Linked DNA regions of Mus musculus: region 2 is linked to region 1. Evidence: chromatin loops called from intact Hi-C (ENCODE). Cell type or tissue: heart. All regions are shown on one strand. Links, peaks and the distances in the headings refer to the core of each region. The heading gives the core; the rest is flanking DNA. Region 1 has its middle 38 kb from the start of Gm20125. Region 2 overlaps Cited2 (Cbp/p300-interacting transactivator, with Glu/Asp-rich carboxy-terminal domain, 2).

Region 1 (8,901 bases), core at 2,083-4,582:
AGGTTTTAAATAAGGCCCTAGCTGTAGGGGTCTGAAGCTCTCCAGCCTGGATGTACAGACAGACACAATTCTATAGTAATAGAGGGGTAGTGCAAGCTGACTAATAGGTCTTCACTTGGAGGCCAGGGACCAAGGGCAGATGACCCAGAAAGCACAGGTCACCCAGTAGCAGGATATTTATGTGAGGCAGGGAGGAAGAGGGAGAGGGATAACAGAGGAACTGTACCTCTATTAGAAAGAGGTTTCACCCAAGTGAAGAGGTCTATTTTGAGGGGTTAGCAAGAAAGGATTGGCTCTAGCCATGAATACTGTGGGTGGGAGAGGTTCTTCCACCCTAAAGAACACCAGATGGTTGGCAGAAGGTCAAGAGTCAGTCCCCTGGGTCCAGGGGAGGGTTAATACCAACCAGGAGAGGAAAGTCAGAGAAAAGTCACCAATTAGTCAATGTACGAGCAAACGGAGTAGGCAGACATGGCAGGTAGGGTCCCAGCCTTTGTGTTCACCCCCACAGTGGAGTGCACCAACACCTGATAGCCATGGGACAGGTGTCACATGGGAGTTTATTTTAAAAGTAGGGGAGGGGCACAAATATTGCCTCAGGATGGAGGCAGGAAAGAAGGGGAGCAGGAGAAGCAGCCCTTCCTTTTACTGGGGACGTGACTGCTACACAGGGAGACATGAGACATGAGTCAGCAATGAGAATATGTCCCATCTGGGCAGCTAGTGATGGCATGTCCTGTTGTTGCCAGAACCCTGGGGCTGACCATGGAGATGCCTGATGGCTCTGCTATCACCAGGTCCCTTGGGCAAACCTTGGAAGCACCTGATTGCTAACACCCCTCCCTCTCCTCCTCCCAGTTCCCCTGCAACTCCCCTTGCGTTCAGATCAACTCCCTATCTGTCTCATATTAGAAAAGAACAAGCTTCTAAGAGATAACAACCAAACAAAATATAGTACGGTGAAACAAAACCCATCACACTGAAATAGGACAAGGCAAACCAACAGAAGGGGAAGAGCCTCAAGAAAAGACCTGACAACCAGAGAACCATGTACTCATACATTCAGGAGTCCCATAAAAATACTGACCTGAAAGCTATAATATATAATCAGAGAATCTATGTAGAACCATGTCAGCCTGTGCTTGCTGCTTCAATCTCTGTGAGTTCATATGAGCTTTGCTCCATTAATTTGGATTTCAGAGAGACTTGTTCTCCTGGTGTCCTCCCCATCCTGTCTGGCTGTGATTCTCTGTATCTGTTCTAATCTACTGCAGGAGGATGCTTCTTTGAGAACACTGACCTATGAGTATAACAGTAGGGAAGAGCCTTGAACTCATTGGCACAGAAGAGTTCCTGAACAGAGCACCATTAGCACAGGTACTAAGATCAACAATTTATAAATGGAAGCTCATAAAATGGAAAAGTTTCTGTAAATTAATTGTATTTTTAGTTTTGAATTTTTATGCAATGAATTAAAGAATACATATAACCCATGTGCACAGATGAAGCCTTAAATCCAGGCCTATTACAGGTTAAACTTAATCTTTTTATGTTGTTATTGGTGGCATTACAGTGAGTATGCTGGGCTCAGAAGCAGAGATGAAGTCCAACTTGTTGAACTAGACTCTCGGCAAAACTAGCCAGTTTGTTAACTTTTGAGGCCAAAGTTTCTTCACATAAACATGAGTATACTTTTTCTTACACTGCTTAAGTAGCAGATGTATCACACAATGCTGAACTATTATTGCAAATATTCTGGCTCCAATACCAGTCAGGTGTTCTTAGAAAAATGTTATGTAGGTTCATGTGACACTGAATTATTCATTCCATCTTTTGGCTTCCATTAAAAATATCAAGAATAATGTTAATAACCTTGTACTAATATCAGACACAAACTACATGTTGGACACTATTATATATGGTTCAAGCCTGATAGATTTTTATTAATATAATAAAGGGTTTATTGAACAAAAGCTGAGCAGATAAACTTGAGAAATGCAATTGAAATATAAAATTTGTACAATACTTCAGTGCAAGAAAAAGTACCTAAATGTCTTCAATTTACAAGAAAGAAATATAAGAAAAGTAAGATCTCTGTGTAGGTAAAATAAATATAAAAGAATGTTGTATAAATATAAAAGAATGTCATACTTCTAATTTTGTTTAAAAATTTGTTAAGAACAAAAGCTTATGAAGAACTGGTATACTACTGATAAATACAGGAAGCAGTCCATGCTGTTAGAGTTTGCTCTGCAGCCTCACCTAGAAAACAAAACAGCTGGTGTCTTTGTACACCTTTCAAGTTAAAGGGCTCACTCAAACTTTCTGACTTAGTGGTGCTTGGTTACTAATTGGTTAACGACTCTCTGGAAAGAGCAGTTAAACTGATGGGCAAATTGTATACTAATAATTAACATAGAGAGAACTGTGGTCCATTTTTAGGATTTAACGTCAAGAGTGGCAAGAAGGAATAATTACATGGGATAAACACACACACACACACACACACACACACACACACACACACACACACACACACTCATGGAGATAATTTTAAAACATTTAATGGTGGTAAGGAGTAAATTATTTAACTCCAACCAGGGATAAGAGCCTTTTGGTAGCTATCACTCACTGCTACCAAATCTGCTGAAGTCTGCATTTCCTGGCTGCTGGCTCTGTTTATTTAAAGTCATTCTTGATGCTCTGCGGGAAAGGATTTCAGCACTGCTGCCAAATACTCACTAGATTAAAAATGTGCTCTACTGATAATATTTTTATAAACACGGCACACTGAGCACGAGCAACGCTCTTTAGTTATCAATTCACTGCTCTTCCCCAGCCAGGCTTTCCAGGAGGGCTTGTCAATCCACAGGTTCAGTTCAGTCTGGCTATTTCTGGTATTTAAAAAAGGAACATCAAAGTCCCCTATTGGTTAAGTGCTGAATTAGGTGTTGTTCTCTATCAAAAGAGTAAGGATAATGTGTGGGTGTGAATGTTGGAATGTCTAAACATTTACTACAAAAAAAAAAAAAAGAGCCCCATATAGCAAAGAAATTCTGGGGAACGAATGATGTGACAGTACATGTGACTACAACACAATGATTCAAATTTTTAAAACTTGCTCCTCAGTTCCAACAATCAGTAAGAAGATGTTTTCACTACTGCTAAAGCAGTAATGGTTAAGCACTCTTAAATTTGCTGTGATACCTTTAGATTTATCCTCAGATTCCAAAATCACCAGCTGTATTAGAACAAATTTTGTTCACAGTAGGCTTCATGGGTAGTTGAAAGAAGTATCTAACCTGAAAACTGAAGCCCAACAATAGCCGAACGTAAGAGTGGATAAGGAACAAAAGATGAAAATAAATTTCTTAAAAGTTAAAGGCAACAGGCAATTGGGTAAGGAGGTCAAACACATAAAGCTAAAAGGAAAGAAAGAGCGGAAGCAGCAACACAGATAAATGTTAAGCCTCCCTCATTACCCGGTCTCTGGACCACTTCCTGTGGATTCTCTAAATTACTTTCAAACTCTTATGTTCCAAACGGTGTCTGACTCCCTAAAACAGGCCAAACTCCTTGGGCTGAATTCGTTTTGGAAATGGGTGGTGGAGAACTTTAGTATTCTTTTAAATTTTTATTTTTAGTCTTTGAAAATAAACATGAATTCATTTAAAGAGAAAACTTACATGTTTTTAATTTGGCAAACTAGAATTTCCCCATAAGAACAGGGTCACTGTTTCTTTGACCCTGTCTTTTACATCCCCCCTTCTACTTAGGGACACTTTGAATAGCAAATAGAAGTGTAATTATTCCAGTCACTGCAAGGAGTAGTATTTTAGAGCAAGTTCAAGAAAAGCCTCTTAATTCTTCCCAGGTACTTCGACCTCCATCTGGTAGCTGCTCCTAGTTTTTTAACAGGGCCTTATTAGAGCAGAACAGTAATGGCCTTTTGGCTTTCAGCAGAGATAATTGAGACACACAGTCATGTCTATAGATAGCATACACACACATAGAAGTAAAGTTTTTAAATAGATAAATTAATTCCATTTTAAAATATAAAATAAGATAGGACAAAACACAACACAAGTTAGTATAGAGCTACAGCATTGTAAGCAATATTGTTCTTCTAGTTTTTATCTACTGTCTTAGAGCACTGGCTATGGAGCAAGTACATGTATGTGCCAGAAAAATACCATACCATTGGGCTATAATACCAGACCTTTACTTAACCTGTAATACAAGTAAACTCCAGTGATCCCAGAGATATAGAACATGGGTGCTGCCTACTTCCTATCCAATCTTTCTACCATTATTAGCTTTTATGCATGTTAAGTGCCATCCTTAGAAAGTAATAGCAATTTCATCAACAACTGGATTGAAGCTTATTTGACTATATAGATTCTAGCAAGCACTGTATGCCAAGAGCAGAAACTGAGACAAGAATGGGAAGTTGTATGAGACTTCAGGAAGAAAATTCATCCTAATGAAGAGAAAGTTTCGTGCATCATACAAATTTTGTATTTTCCTACTTAAATATGCAGATACCTAAATATGCATTAGCCTAAATGGCTATAATGAAATGCCCGAGACATGTGAGCTAATGAAGAAGAAAAGTTTTTTTAATAGTTCTAGAGAGTCAAATGGCAGAGCGCAGGGTCTAGGGTGTAAGCTGAGCCTTGTCTGCATCATCTCAAGATGTCTAGCAATGGCAAAAAATACCTGCAGGAGTGAAAAGATTCTGTTCACAGATGAAAAACTGAGAGGATTAGACTGATCCAGAATTGTTCCTTTTGTAGTAGCAACCCTCTTATGAAATCTAAAGAGGCTAAGTCCTGTGGAGAGCATGAACCTCTGACCTCCCACAAAAAAATCTGCCTGTTACACCCTCTACAGAACTTCCCAATAACATTTTCCTAGGGACAAAGCTTCCAATCACACCAGCCTTTGGGGAACACCCAAACCATAGCAGGTACATTTTTGTAGATGTTGCTACATCATACACACACACACACACACACACACACACCACCACCACCACCACCACCACCACCACGACCACCACCACCACACTACACCACACCACATGCGAGCACACGTACACATCCGTATGCTATTCTAGTGAAGCAACATGTAATAATGGTAGATTTAACTGAAAGACTTGAATTCTAGTTCAGTTCCACCAATTGCTAAGTTACCTCTCTTTAAGCCTCTGATTGTTTGGAACAGATGACTTCACTTCTAGATTGTTCTGAGACCATAATGATATGACAGGTGGCATAGCACACAGTCTATTCACATAGATCTCAGTACTTTGTAGACACTTGGCACAGTGGAAATTGATTGCATATTTTCCTTTTACCTTTTATCTCTTCCCTTTATTGCTTTGTTCCTTCCTCTCAGTTTCCATCTCTCTATTTGTTCAAACTACTGTTTAATGTACTGTACTAAAATAAATATAGGACTAGGAGCCAAAGACTTACATTCTACAGTTTCATATTTGAATGACCTTGTGTAACACACTCCGTGTTTACAGAACAGCTTCCATTTCTCTATAATGAAAAAGCCCAGGATGCCATAAAAGCTATAAATATTTATTAATCTATAAGGTTTTTAGAAAGTTAAAAACAACATGAGGTCATTACGACTGCCCTATTATACCTAACATCTTCCTTTGAGGTTAGACTCTTGACTTTGAACATGAGCAGAGTTTTTAACAGATTGCTTTCTTCTAACAAAACCTGAATGTAAAGTATTCTTTTAAATGAACAGAGAGCCATATGAAATAACTCAATTGATAGAGCCTAGATTGGTGAGGCTAAACTATGAGACCATAAAAATAATTATTTTGTGTGCATTTTTATGTGACTATGGGAGAGGGGCAATGTGCATATAGGAATGGATGCACAGGAAGACCCAGGACTCCATCTAATTTTTTGAGATAAGGTCTATCACAGAACTAGGAGCTCAGTCATGTATCTGGCAAGGTAAGGTAGCTAACAAGTGCTGTCTTAGCCTACCAAGAGTTGGAATTATAGATACTTGAATGTTTATGTGTGCAAGCGATCAAACCTCAGGACCACTTGCTTATACAGAAAGGACTTTATTTTGAACACATTTCCAACCCCAAAGTACAGTGTATAGACACTGTAGTATTTCAGGAGATTTTTTTCTAGACATGGATGCATATACAGTAGGAGCAGTGGAAATTCTGACTCTGTTAAAGTCCCCAGAGATAGGTTAACTGTGGAAAACTGACTTCCTATGGTATACCTTATTCAATGGCTCTGAATCACCCCTGTTCCTTGGTCTTCCAGAGCCTGATAAACATACCAGGGAACAGGCTGACCAAGACCCTTCTCTATACTATCTCTGGGATTTGCTAATGCTAGTAAAGAATCATATCAAATGATAATCAACAAGAAATCCCAAGTACTTTACTACTTAATCCATTTAGTCTCATCAATAAAATCTAAAAATAGAAGCTGACAGATGTGCAAATACTCAGAAATCAACTAACATTTTGCTTAGCCTTTCTTCTGAAATTTTTTTGCATGTTCCAGCAAAGATTATCTAATCATCCTTATGAAAAGAGAACTCATTTCCACTGACAGCTCCTTGCTGTATTTTTCCAAAAGTCTATCATTACCACTTGTACACGTTAGGTAATTAAATAAATGAATTTTGTTTACATTACTCTGTATTGCTAAGTAAGGGGTGTTTAAAAATAATTGATTATGGAAAAAAGTATTTTTAAAAAAATGTAAAATGCCTATAAAGATTAAATATTATTTAGGAAATGATCATATGCTGAGAACTGAAAAGACATCAAACAAAAGGAATAGAAAGAGACAGCTAGAAGACCAGTATGTTCTTTTTATTTTTTTAATTACATATTTTCTTCATTTACATTTCAGATCCTATTCTGAAAGTCCCCTATACCTTCCTCCTGCTCTACTCACCAACCCAACCTCTCCTGCTTCCTGGCCCTGGCATTCTCCTGTACTGGGGCATATGATCTTCGCAAAACCAAGGGCCTCTTCTGCCACTGATGGCCAACTAGGTCATCCTCTGCTACATATGCAACTAGAGACACAGTTCTGGGGTGTACTGTTAGTTCATATTGTTAATCCTCCTATAGGGTTGCCGACCCCTTTAGCTCCTTGGGTATTTTCTCTAGCTCCTTCTTTAGGGGCCATGTGTTCCATCCAATAGATGACTGTGAGCATCCATTTCTGTATTTGCCAGGTACTAGCATAGCCTCACAAGAGATAGCTATATCAGAGTCCTGTCAGCAAAATCTTGCTGGCATATGCAATAGTGTCTGGGTTTGGTGGTTGTATATAGGATGGATCACTGGGTGGGGCAGTCTCTGGATGATCCTTTCTTCTGTCTCAGCTCTGAATGTTGACTTTGTAACTCCTTCCATGGGTATTTTGCTCCCAGTTCTAAGAAGGAACAAAGTATCTACTCTTTGGTCTTCCTTCTTCTTGAATTTCATGTGTTTTACAAATTGTATCAAGAGTAGTCTAAGTTTCTAGGTAAATATCCACTTATCAGTGAGTGCATATCATGTGTGCTCTTTTGGGACTGGGTTACCTCACTCAGGATGATATCCTCAGGATACATCCTTTGACTAAGAATTTCATAAATTCATTGTTTCTAATTGCTTAGTAGTACTCCATTGTGTAAATTTACTACATTTTCTGTATCCATTTTTCTATTGATGGACATCTGGGTTCTTTCCAGCTTCTGACTATTATAAATATGACTGCTATGAACATAGTGGAGCATGTGTCCTTATTACAAGTTGGAACATCTTCTGGGTATATGTCCAGAAAAGGTATTGCTAGATCTGCCAGTATTACTATGTCCAATTTTCTGAGGAACCTCCAGGCTGATTTCCAGAGTGGTTGTACCAGCTTGCAATCCCGCCAACAATGGAAGAGTGTTCCTCTTTCTCCACATCCTCACCAGCATCTGCTGTCACCTGAAAATTTTATCTTAGCCATTCTGGCTGGTGTGAGGTGGAATCTCAGGGTTGTTTTGATTTGCATTTCCCTGATGATTAAGAATGTTGAACATGACTCGAGCCCCGGGCTACCTTGCCAGCAGAGTCTTGCCCAACACCCGCAAGGGCCCACACGGGACTCCCCACGGGATCCTAAGACCTCTGGTGAGTGGAACACAGCGCCTGCCCCAATCCAATCGCGCGGAACCTGAGACTGCGGTACATAGGGAAGCAGGCTACCCGGGCTTGATCTGGGGCACAAACCCCTTCCACTCCACTCGAGTCCCGGGCTACCTTGCCAGCGGAGTCATCTGACACCCGAAAGGGCCCACACAGGATTCCACACGAGATCCTAAGACCTCTAGTGAGTGGAACACAACTTCTGCCAGGAGTCTGGTTCGAACACCAGATATCTGGGTACCTGCCCTGCAAGAAGAGAGCTTGCCTGCAGAGAATACTCTGCCCACTGAAACTAAGGAGAGTGCTACCCTCCAGGTCTGCTTATAGAGGCTAACAGAGTCACCTGAAGAACAAGCTCTTAACAGTGACAACTAAAACAGCTAGCTTCAGATATTACCAGATGGCGAAAGGCAAACGTAAGAATCCTACTAACAGAAATCAAGACCACTCACCATCATCAGAACGCAGCACTCCCACCCCACCTAGTCCTGGGCACCCCAACACAACCGAAAATCTAGACCCAGATTTAAAAACATTTCTCATGATGATGATAGAGGACATCAAGAAGGACTTTCATAAGTCACTTAAAGAATTACAGGAGAGCACTGCTAAAGAGTTACAGGCCCTTAAAGAAAAGCAGGAAAACACAGCCAAACAGGTAGAAATCATTAAAGAAAAACAGGAAAACACATCCAAACAGGTGATGGAAATGA
Region 2 (8,901 bases), core at 2,340-4,839, 600 kb after region 1:
GCTCCCTGCCGGCCAGCATGCAGCTGCAGAAGCTCAACAACCAGTATTTCAACCATCACCCCTACCCCCACAACCACTACATGCCGGATTTGCACCCCACTGCAGGCCACCAGATGAACGGGACAAACCAGCACTTCCGAGATTGCAACCCCAAGCACAGCGGAGGCAGCAGCACCCCTGGCGGTGCGGGTGGCAGCGGCACCCCCGGCGGCTCCGGCGGCACCTCGGGCGGCGCGGGTGGCAGCAGCGCGGGCGGCAGCGGCGGTGGCAGCACCATGCCCGCCTCGGTGGCTCACGTCCCCGCGGCAATGCTGCCGCCCAATGTCATAGACACTGATTTCATCGACGAGGAAGTGCTTATGTCCTTAGTGATAGAAATGGGTTTGGACCGCATCAAGGAGCTGCCCGAACTCTGGCTGGGCCAAAATGAGTTTGATTTTATGACGGACTTCGTGTGCAAGCAGCAGCCCAGCAGAGTCAGCTGTTGACTCGGTTAACCTCGCAGGCGGAAAGAAATCACCCTCCCCACCCCACCCCCACCCCCAACTTCTTCGGTGTGAATTAAAAAAAAAACAAAAAAACAAACATTCCCTTAGACGCAGTATCTCGCTTTTCAGATCCTGAAAGGGTTGAGAACCTGGAAACAAAGTAAACTATAAACTTGTACAAATTGGTTTAAAAAAAAAAAAGATTGCTGCCACTTTTTCCTATTCTTGTTTCGTTTTTTGTAGCCTTGACATTCACCTCCCTTATGTAGTTGAAATATCTAGCTAACTTGGTCTTTTTTGTTGTTTGTTTTTACTCCTTTATTTCCTCACTTTCTCCCGTGCTCAACTGTTAGATATTAAGCTTGGCAAACTGCTTAATCTTGTGGATTTTGTAGATGGTTTCAAATGACTGCGCTGCGTTCAGATTCATGAGTGAAAGGAAACATTGCATTTGTTGGCTGCATGATCTTTGAAGGGCAGATATTACTGCACAAACTGCCATCTCGCTTCATTTTTTTTAACTATGCATTCGAGTACAGACTTAAGTTTTCAAATATGCTAAACTGGAAGATTAAACATGTGGGCCAAACCGTTCTGGATCAGGAAAAGTCATACCGTTCACTTTCAAGTTGGCTGTCTCCCCTCCCCCATATGTACAGACAATAATAGGGTGTGGAATGTCGTCAGTGGCAAACATTTCACAGATTTTTATTTTGTTTCTGTCTTCAACATTTTTGACACTGTGCTAATAGTTATATTCAGTACATGAAAAGATACTACTGTGTTGAAAGCTTTTTAGGAAATTTTGACAGTATTTTTGTACAAAACATTTTTTTGAGAAAATACTTGTTAATTTATTCTATTTTAATTTGCCAATGTCAATAAAAAGTTAAGAAATAAACTTGTTTTCTAAAAGTCAGTCATTTGGGGGGGGTTGTCTTTACATTCCACTTGTTATTGCGAGTAAGCTTTCAAAGGATAATAAGTTTCAGGACACTAAAACAGGTCACCGTGAGCTTAAGGGAAAGCAGGATTTAGGATAATTGACATAATGCTGCTGGTTACCTTTGTAGCATGCCTCTTGGTGTGGTTTAATCAAAGGCTGAGAAGTTGTCACAGTGTTTTTGTTGTTGTTTCTTTGCTGTTGTTTCCATTTCCAGTGCTCCTTGGCTAGGAAGGCTAGCAATATTTAATCTTTCTCACTGCGTGGGGGTGGGGGGAGAAAACTGTTTTTGATTCAACTACTTAAAAGGACATGGACTAGAATATTATACTGAGTGATTGATGGGGTGGCATTAAATATAAATTACCTTTATTTCAAGTGATGAATTTTATTTCTGAGCAAAGGCGCTAAGGATAGACACATCTGCCAGCTTAACCTCAAATAGATTCTGACTGGTTTGCAGTTCTGGGTGCAAGAGGGGGGTGGAAACCTACCTTGAGGCTTCCAATAATATTTAAGTTTTGCTCCGAGGTTGACTCAAAGGTCAAATTACAACCTTCATAACATGTTCCCTCCCAAGCGTGCCCCATTTTCCAGAATTCTGAGCTGCCGCTGTCCCATGCATTAGGTGCCAGGGACCTCAGTATAAAATGAGTTTAACAGCCTGGGTGAGCTGAGTCTTTAAGCAGACCAAACCCACATTCAGTGGGTGTCAGGGATAGCCTTACATAATCAAGCAGAAGAGAAAGAAAGTGTCAGAGCATCCCAGGTGAGAGAGGAGTTAGGTTGTTGTTGCCTGTCATGTTTTCACGCTTTCAAGAGCAGCATACCCTCAGCCAAGAACAGAGACTCCCACTGACCCTATGGAGAGACCAAGGAAATGCAGGCCAAGAAGGTCTTACAGCAAACCTTGCTTCAAAAGAGCGGTCCCTTTTTGTGCTTTGAATCTGATCCTAAAGCCCATGTTTGCAGTCAGAACAAGCAGGTAGGGCTGCCCTGGAATCTGGCACATAGGCTGACTGAGAAGGACTCCGAGTGGCTCGACTCTGTTAAGTTCTATTTCCAAGCAGGACAGGTAAAATTAAGATGCATAGTGCACTGGGCTTTTTATAACTCTATAATTGACACCATCCTATTAATAATTGTGTTCTATGAAATCACGCAAAGCTCATTCACCCCAATTTTCAAACAACCCCATTTCTCCAAGAGTTAAAGCTGAAGTTCTCTTTAGCTACGGCATGTCAATATTGCATCTGCAATCCGGCAGTAAATCTTCCTAGCCAAGCATTTTTCACAGTAAGTTTTTCTTTCCTTTTTTCTTTTCTTCCCCCCTCTCCCAGGCTCAAGTGAAAAAAAAAAAAAAGTTTGCATACAGCAAATACTGGTTTGTTCTCCCAGGGAGTGTGTGTGTGTGTGTGTGTGTGTGTGTGTGTGTGTGTGTGTGTGTGTGTGTGTGTCATGAAGAGGCAAGCAAAGAATTGTCATACCACCCCGATTCACCATTTATTCTGCCAGGGAATAAGCCATAACACCTGCTCTGTCATTAAATCGCTCCTGCTGCTCCAATGCCGGACACGTATGTAGAGATGCAGAGCTCAAGGAACTATTATTAGAACTTGGACCCATCCCTGTTAGAACAGAGGACTCAGAGAGCTGGCTAAAAGCACAATTTGTCCTCAGTGCAAATACAAACTCCCCTCCCCCACCCACCATCTCTATTTCATTAAAACTCTCTTGATCAACAATTGAGCAGATCCTACGTGATATCTGCAGGTCGCTTTAGGCAGAGAAAAATAAGCCCTTGTTTAAACAACCTGATTAATGAAACCTGTACAGTGACCTAGATCACCCGGCTCCTGGCAGACATTTGCAAAACCTTCTGTGGTCTTGCTTCCTACTAAGTTGCTGAGGGCATATGGGGAAATTTGACCTCTGTACCTTGGCTGTTTGTCAGAAAGTTCTAACGTGGTACAAGAGGGCCTCTGTTCTTTAGGTTCTGCTCACAAACAGACACTGCACGCTTGATTTTCAAGACGAGATCAGTGATAAGCACAGCCCCATTGACACACAACAGAGGAATATGTCTGCGTGAATATAATCGTGCTGCTCTGCCGGGTGCTTGCTAAAATCCCGGTGGCAGCATCTTTGTGGCTGATAAAGACGTTAGAGCCCTGGATAGGTCTTTGAAGAACAGTTGCCTAATCACCACTGTTTATGGGGTGCTAGGCTAGAGCACTTGTTCCAGGAGGCTGACATCTATTGTGAAGTTTACGGTCTCTGTGACTTTTACTACTGTAAACGCCTGGGATGGCTATAAATTGATGTCAACATTAAAGGCCAGATCCTTTAGAGCAAAATATTAATCCACTAATCTATTATGGGTGGCTGGCTTTCAAATACAAACTTTGCAGCTCTGGATCATTAGGTGTTTTCGCCCCCTTGTGGAATTTATTCAGAAGGTTAAAGGAAAGCGCCTCTCTGGAGAGGTTTTTTTTTTTTCTTCGTTGCTGAAGACTTTGGTTTTTTTTTTTTTTTTTTTTTTTTTTTTTTTCCCTTGAGCAAATATTCCATGTTTGTTCAACCATTTTTTTTTTTTTAAATCAACAGGACTGGAGATTAAGCACTCTTTATAAAAATAAGAGTATCTTACCTACCTGTGGTTAAAGGTGCATAATTTGAGATTGGCTTCCTCTTTGGAAATATACACTGGCTTAGGGATTTTCCTTTTGAAAGAGCAAGGAATGGAGGTTTGGGCCAATGCTTTAGCGTATCAGATGTGGGGATGGCAAACATCTGAAGCCCCACAACAGGACTGCTGGTTTGTATATGAGGGTCAAGAAGACTATACTCAGTTGGGGTGAGGTTGAAGACATGGTGGGAAATATTCAGGAATGCAGAATGCAATTATGCACGTTGGAATGTGACCTAGCCACTGGCTCTAATCTAGTGAAAAGGACCACGGGAACTCTAATGAGAATAAATGTTGCTGTCTAATTGAGTCAGGAAAATTTACTTCAACATAAACCTGGCAGATAACATTGTCTCCAAAAGAATAAATGGAGAACTTGGAGAATGTAGGCTAGCAGCCACTGGCCATTTTTTTTTTCTGTTATGTTTTGTTTTTGCTTGCATAAAGGGACTATTTCCTGTAGCTTCAGAGATGGTATTTACCAGCTCAGTGTTATACCACTATCGGCAAAATCTACGTTCCCAGACAGGCTGAGGCAAACCTCAGCAAGAGAACACCAAACAGCACATCAAAGGCCTGAGCCAATGAAACCCTATTCGCACGTGTTGTGTTTGTCTTCCCCCCCCCCCCCTTAAACAGAAGGGACAATGGCAGTGTCTGAATTTTAATTGCAGTGGACTGGCTTAAATTACTTGACCTATTTTTTTTTTTATGCAGCAAGAACAGAAATGATTTTTTTTTTTTTTACTGATAGCCACTTATTGGAAAGGGAAATATTAGAACATTTTCCTCAAGCAGTAAGCTGCCGATAAATAATTTAGCTTGCTTTACAGCACATGAGACCCACCTATATTTTGGGGGGGGGGACTATTAAGATGCCAGAAAGAAAGAAATTTCTCTTCAAAGGGTGGGAATGCTAAGTTTTGCTAAATAAGGGGCTTTAAATAGTTCAGGTGCCTTGGGTTTGAATTTCTATTATGTTTAGCTGTTTATAGGCTTGAAATAAGCTAAGAAAACTAGGGGGCTGTGTGAACCTAGAGAAGGAGATCCTATCAGGCCTCCTTCCTTCCACACTTCTATAAATAAACAGTGCCTTTTGAGTGCATTGATCCTAATCAGGTCCCCCCCTCCCCAAGATAAGCACAAATGTTAAAAGCAACCCAGAAATGTCAGAAGCCTGGGTAATGGTGTGCTTCCAGAGAATTCTGCTTGGCTAGCCCAGGACCTGTGAACGGCCCATGGCAGATCACAGATGAGTGATGGGTCCTGCTGCTTCCTGTTGGTACTGTTGGTTTAGGCTGACCTGATCTGAGCGATTAGCGAAGCCGCTGTCCATCATGGGGTGAAGGTTGAATATCTTGAGTCACAGGTTTCTTGGCATTTTTCCAGAGTACCCCAGGCATGCTCATCACTAAAAGCCTTCCCTCTCTTCCCTTCACTGTAGAATAATTAGTTGGTGACACGGGGTTGCAGAACTAAGCCGGGAGGGAGTCTGTGTCTCCGGAGGCAGCAGCCAGGTAACGTTAGCTGGTACCATCACCGGTTACAGACACAGAAGGCTTAAGGAACCCTCTCTTGGCCTGGAAAGCTGTGTAGAAAATAAAATGTAGGCTGAGGGGAAACTCAAGCTAATATAAAATAACAATAATGTTAATAATAAAGAAGCTAACTACAAGATGTAGATGAACGCATGAAGGACAGTCACAGCCAAGTGGGTGGGTCATGGCTACTTGAGCCCCCTCTCATTGTGTCTGCTATGGACCTGGCGGCTGGCACCTTTAATCCCCAAACCTGAGAGACAGAAGCAGGAAGATCTCTGAGTTTGGAGCCAGCCTAGTCTACAAGACTTTCTCAAAGTTTTCTTGGATGATGGGACACCGATTTTTAAGACGGCAAGAATCACACTGTTTAGGTTGCCTGGGACCAAATCTATCAAGTTCTAAGACAGTCAAAACTACACAGAGAAACCCTGTCTGGAAAAAAACCAAAACATTAGTTGTCCACAAAGAGTATTTCTATCCATTCATTGGTATTGCTATTTCTTGCAACGTGTAGTTTTGGACTTGGTTTGCAACCCCCCCCCCCACCCTACCCCAATGCACACAGGATTAAGCTGTGAAGCCAAACCTTTAGGCTGCCAGGCAAGCACCGCCCTGCTGTAGTTATTTTGCAAAGCTCTGTGACAAAGGTTGACTGAGACGTCCCTTCCAGGGTTCTCTCTCCATGTGACTGCGCTGCCTCTCCAGTGCCTAAGATAACCATCCTGAGGTTCTGAGATCCCTGTGTTGACAGGGATCGGTTCTTAGAACCCCTCTAAGGGGTAAGTCATGAAAGAAAGAAAGAAAAAAGCAGTAACATGAAAAAGAATTCCACACGGGTTATGAAAAATATTTAAATAAATAGGTTAGTAAAACAAAATAAAGGGAAGTCTCCATTGTGTTTTTTTTGGGGGGGTGGTTTTTGGTTTTGTTTGTTTGTTTGTTTGTTTGTTTGTTTTTCAGATTTTACTCGGGCAGTGGGATGTGGGCTTTAAGAGGGCAAAAAGAACGCTCTTTAGGCTTCATAGGACTGAATCAGAGAGAACAATCATAACCGATCTCGTCCTTGACACTGAGTTTCTTGTGGCTGGCTCAGTTGAGTGCGTACTGTGCTTCAGAAATTGGAAGAAGGCGCCTCACGCGTGCACACTTCTCTAATACAGCGGTCCCGCAAAACCCGTATCATCCCAACGTAAGTTAAGAATGTGGCATTCAGAAAAGAAGCGATTTGCTCCAGGGCGTGGGAGGCTGCGGTGGGACTTGGAGATGGTGCTTACACAGCACTCTTGAGATAAGCCAAGACGTCTTAAGATGGCACCGACTGCACAGGAGAAAAAGCTCTATATTAGCCGTTCTCAACCCGTGAGTTTCAACCCTTTCACGGGAATCTCCTAAGAAAACCCTTAGAAAACGCAGATATTTACATTACGGTTCAGAATACTAGCAAAATTAAAGTTAGGAAGGAACAACAAAATCATATTAAGGTTGGGAATGACCACAACATGAGGAACTGTATGAAGAGGTCCCATTATTAGAAAGGGTGAGGACCCCTGCTTTACATGGTCCTCAGCTATAAAGCGCACGGCTATAAAACAACTACAGATGTGTCTGCCCATTCGATTACACATTTGACCTTTTAGGAGTCTCAAGATATGGCTGTACACGTTTCCAGACCCAGTCAAACTATTCTGCAAGGTACATGTGACTCTGAAAGAACACGGACTGTCTAGTGTAAACCTTGTTTCACAGTTTTAACCTTGCTAGAACTTCAAGTACGATCAAAGCGAAGTACAATAGGTTGTAATTTTGTTTCCCTTTTTACTGAATTCCATGTTGCTGAATGCGGCCCCCTTTCCAAATTAAGCTAATGTCTGGGGTTTGCCAATTCTAGAACCCGATGAATAAAAATGTTTGTGGTTAAGTTCTCCCAGGTTGAGAAAAAAAATGACCACTTTGTAACTTGCCCCAGTGGCTGATAACAATTATACCTGAGTATTGATTATAATTCTCAGAATGATATTGTGTAAGAAAATGAATCTCTCAAGACACAAGAAATGGCCACACCATTAATCCCAGCACTTGGTAGTAGAGGCAGGCAGATCTCTATAAATTTGAGGCCAGCCTGGTCTTCAGAGGTAGGCCCAGGACAGCCAGGACTACACAGAGACTCCTTGTCTTGGAAAAGAAAACTAGTGGAGATGTAGCATTCCGTCAGTTTACACTTACATGATCTTCTTGGACATACCCACACTGTCTGCTATAAGGGTGGCCCACTGGCTCTCTTGCTCTCTTCTGCCACATGAAGGGTTCTTCTATTAATAGTTGTAGTGAAATGAATAGTAGACCAGGATTAAAAAACATGGGCCTTACTCTGCAACTAAATAGCGGTGTAATTTAATCACTGCTGGCTTAAGTTTCTCCATCAGTGAAATGAAGATGTTTAATTAATATAACGTGTATCCAAATTCTCATGAAAGAAGCATTGGCCTACTCCTATCGTTTTTCTTCCTGTGGAAAGATGGACTACGAGGTGCTGCTTCAAACCCTGTTACAGCGTTTCTTGCTTTTCTGTTTCCAAGGTAAATGGGAGCCTGGCGATGGGCCACGGACTTGATTCAGCTGGGCTGATGCTCTGAGCGCTGAAGTCATCTCTGTAAACGTTCCCTACATTGTCATAATAACATTATACTGTTGTTGTCGTCTGCTGAGATTTACTGGCCTTCAAACAAATATCCAAACCTTACCAGCCATGAAGGATTTCTTGTGCACAACACTTTTAATGTTTTAAGTGACTACGAGACAGCCATTGCCAGTACAGTAGTTCCAATTATGTGTGCTACAATTTTTAACCAACTCTTCATTTCAAGTTCTGCCTCACATACTCCCTTACATATTAATAATTTGGTTACTCGGGACTTAGAAATAAAAGGCATTCAATCAATAGTGGGGCTCTGACTTCTTCAAACAACTCCCCCTGATCCACGATTATCATCACCATCACTTTTATTGTTATTTAATTCCTCAGAAAGAAAATTCTATAATTGAAGCTAACTCAGAAGAAGCAAAGCAAAACTGTGAGTTTTAAGCAGGAAAGAGCTAACAGTCTATATCTGTTTGTCTAGTTTCTCTTATCCAACTTCCCACCAACATAGGCCTCCATATAGCCTCAGTTACTTGGATAGATGACAGACTGATATGTTAAAACTAGTTACACAAAAGGAACTGTGCATCATGTGTGTAACT

Evidence for each region. Peaks named below come from ENCODE experiments on the same cell type or tissue, not always from the same donor. Only the 100,000 strongest peaks of a DNase experiment are listed, where the experiment ranks them.
Region 2: a loop joins it to region 1, with 4 times the contacts of the local background. A loop is called at or near these places in 3 of 42 quality-filtered maps.

Annotation. Positions count from the first base shown.
Region 1 is chr10:17,129,206-17,138,106 of GRCm38, forward strand. No RefSeq gene overlaps it. Among named protein-coding and RNA genes, the nearest start is that of Gm20125, 38 kb to the left of the region's middle. In heart, for the core only: no CTCF peak of the experiment used is centred there; no DNase peak of the experiment used is centred there.
Region 2 is chr10:17,724,268-17,733,168 of GRCm38, forward strand. Cited2 (Cbp/p300-interacting transactivator, with Glu/Asp-rich carboxy-terminal domain, 2) reads left to right here. Exons shown (of 2, transcript NM_010828.3): 2 at 1-1,407. The coding sequence ends at 488. Among named protein-coding and RNA genes, the nearest start is that of Cited2, 5.5 kb to the left of the region's middle. In heart, for the core only: a CTCF peak has its summit at 3,860 (motif pointing left); DNase peaks (open chromatin) are centred at 3,014 and 3,454; H3K4me3 peaks cover 934 bases; H3K27ac peaks cover 1,138 bases.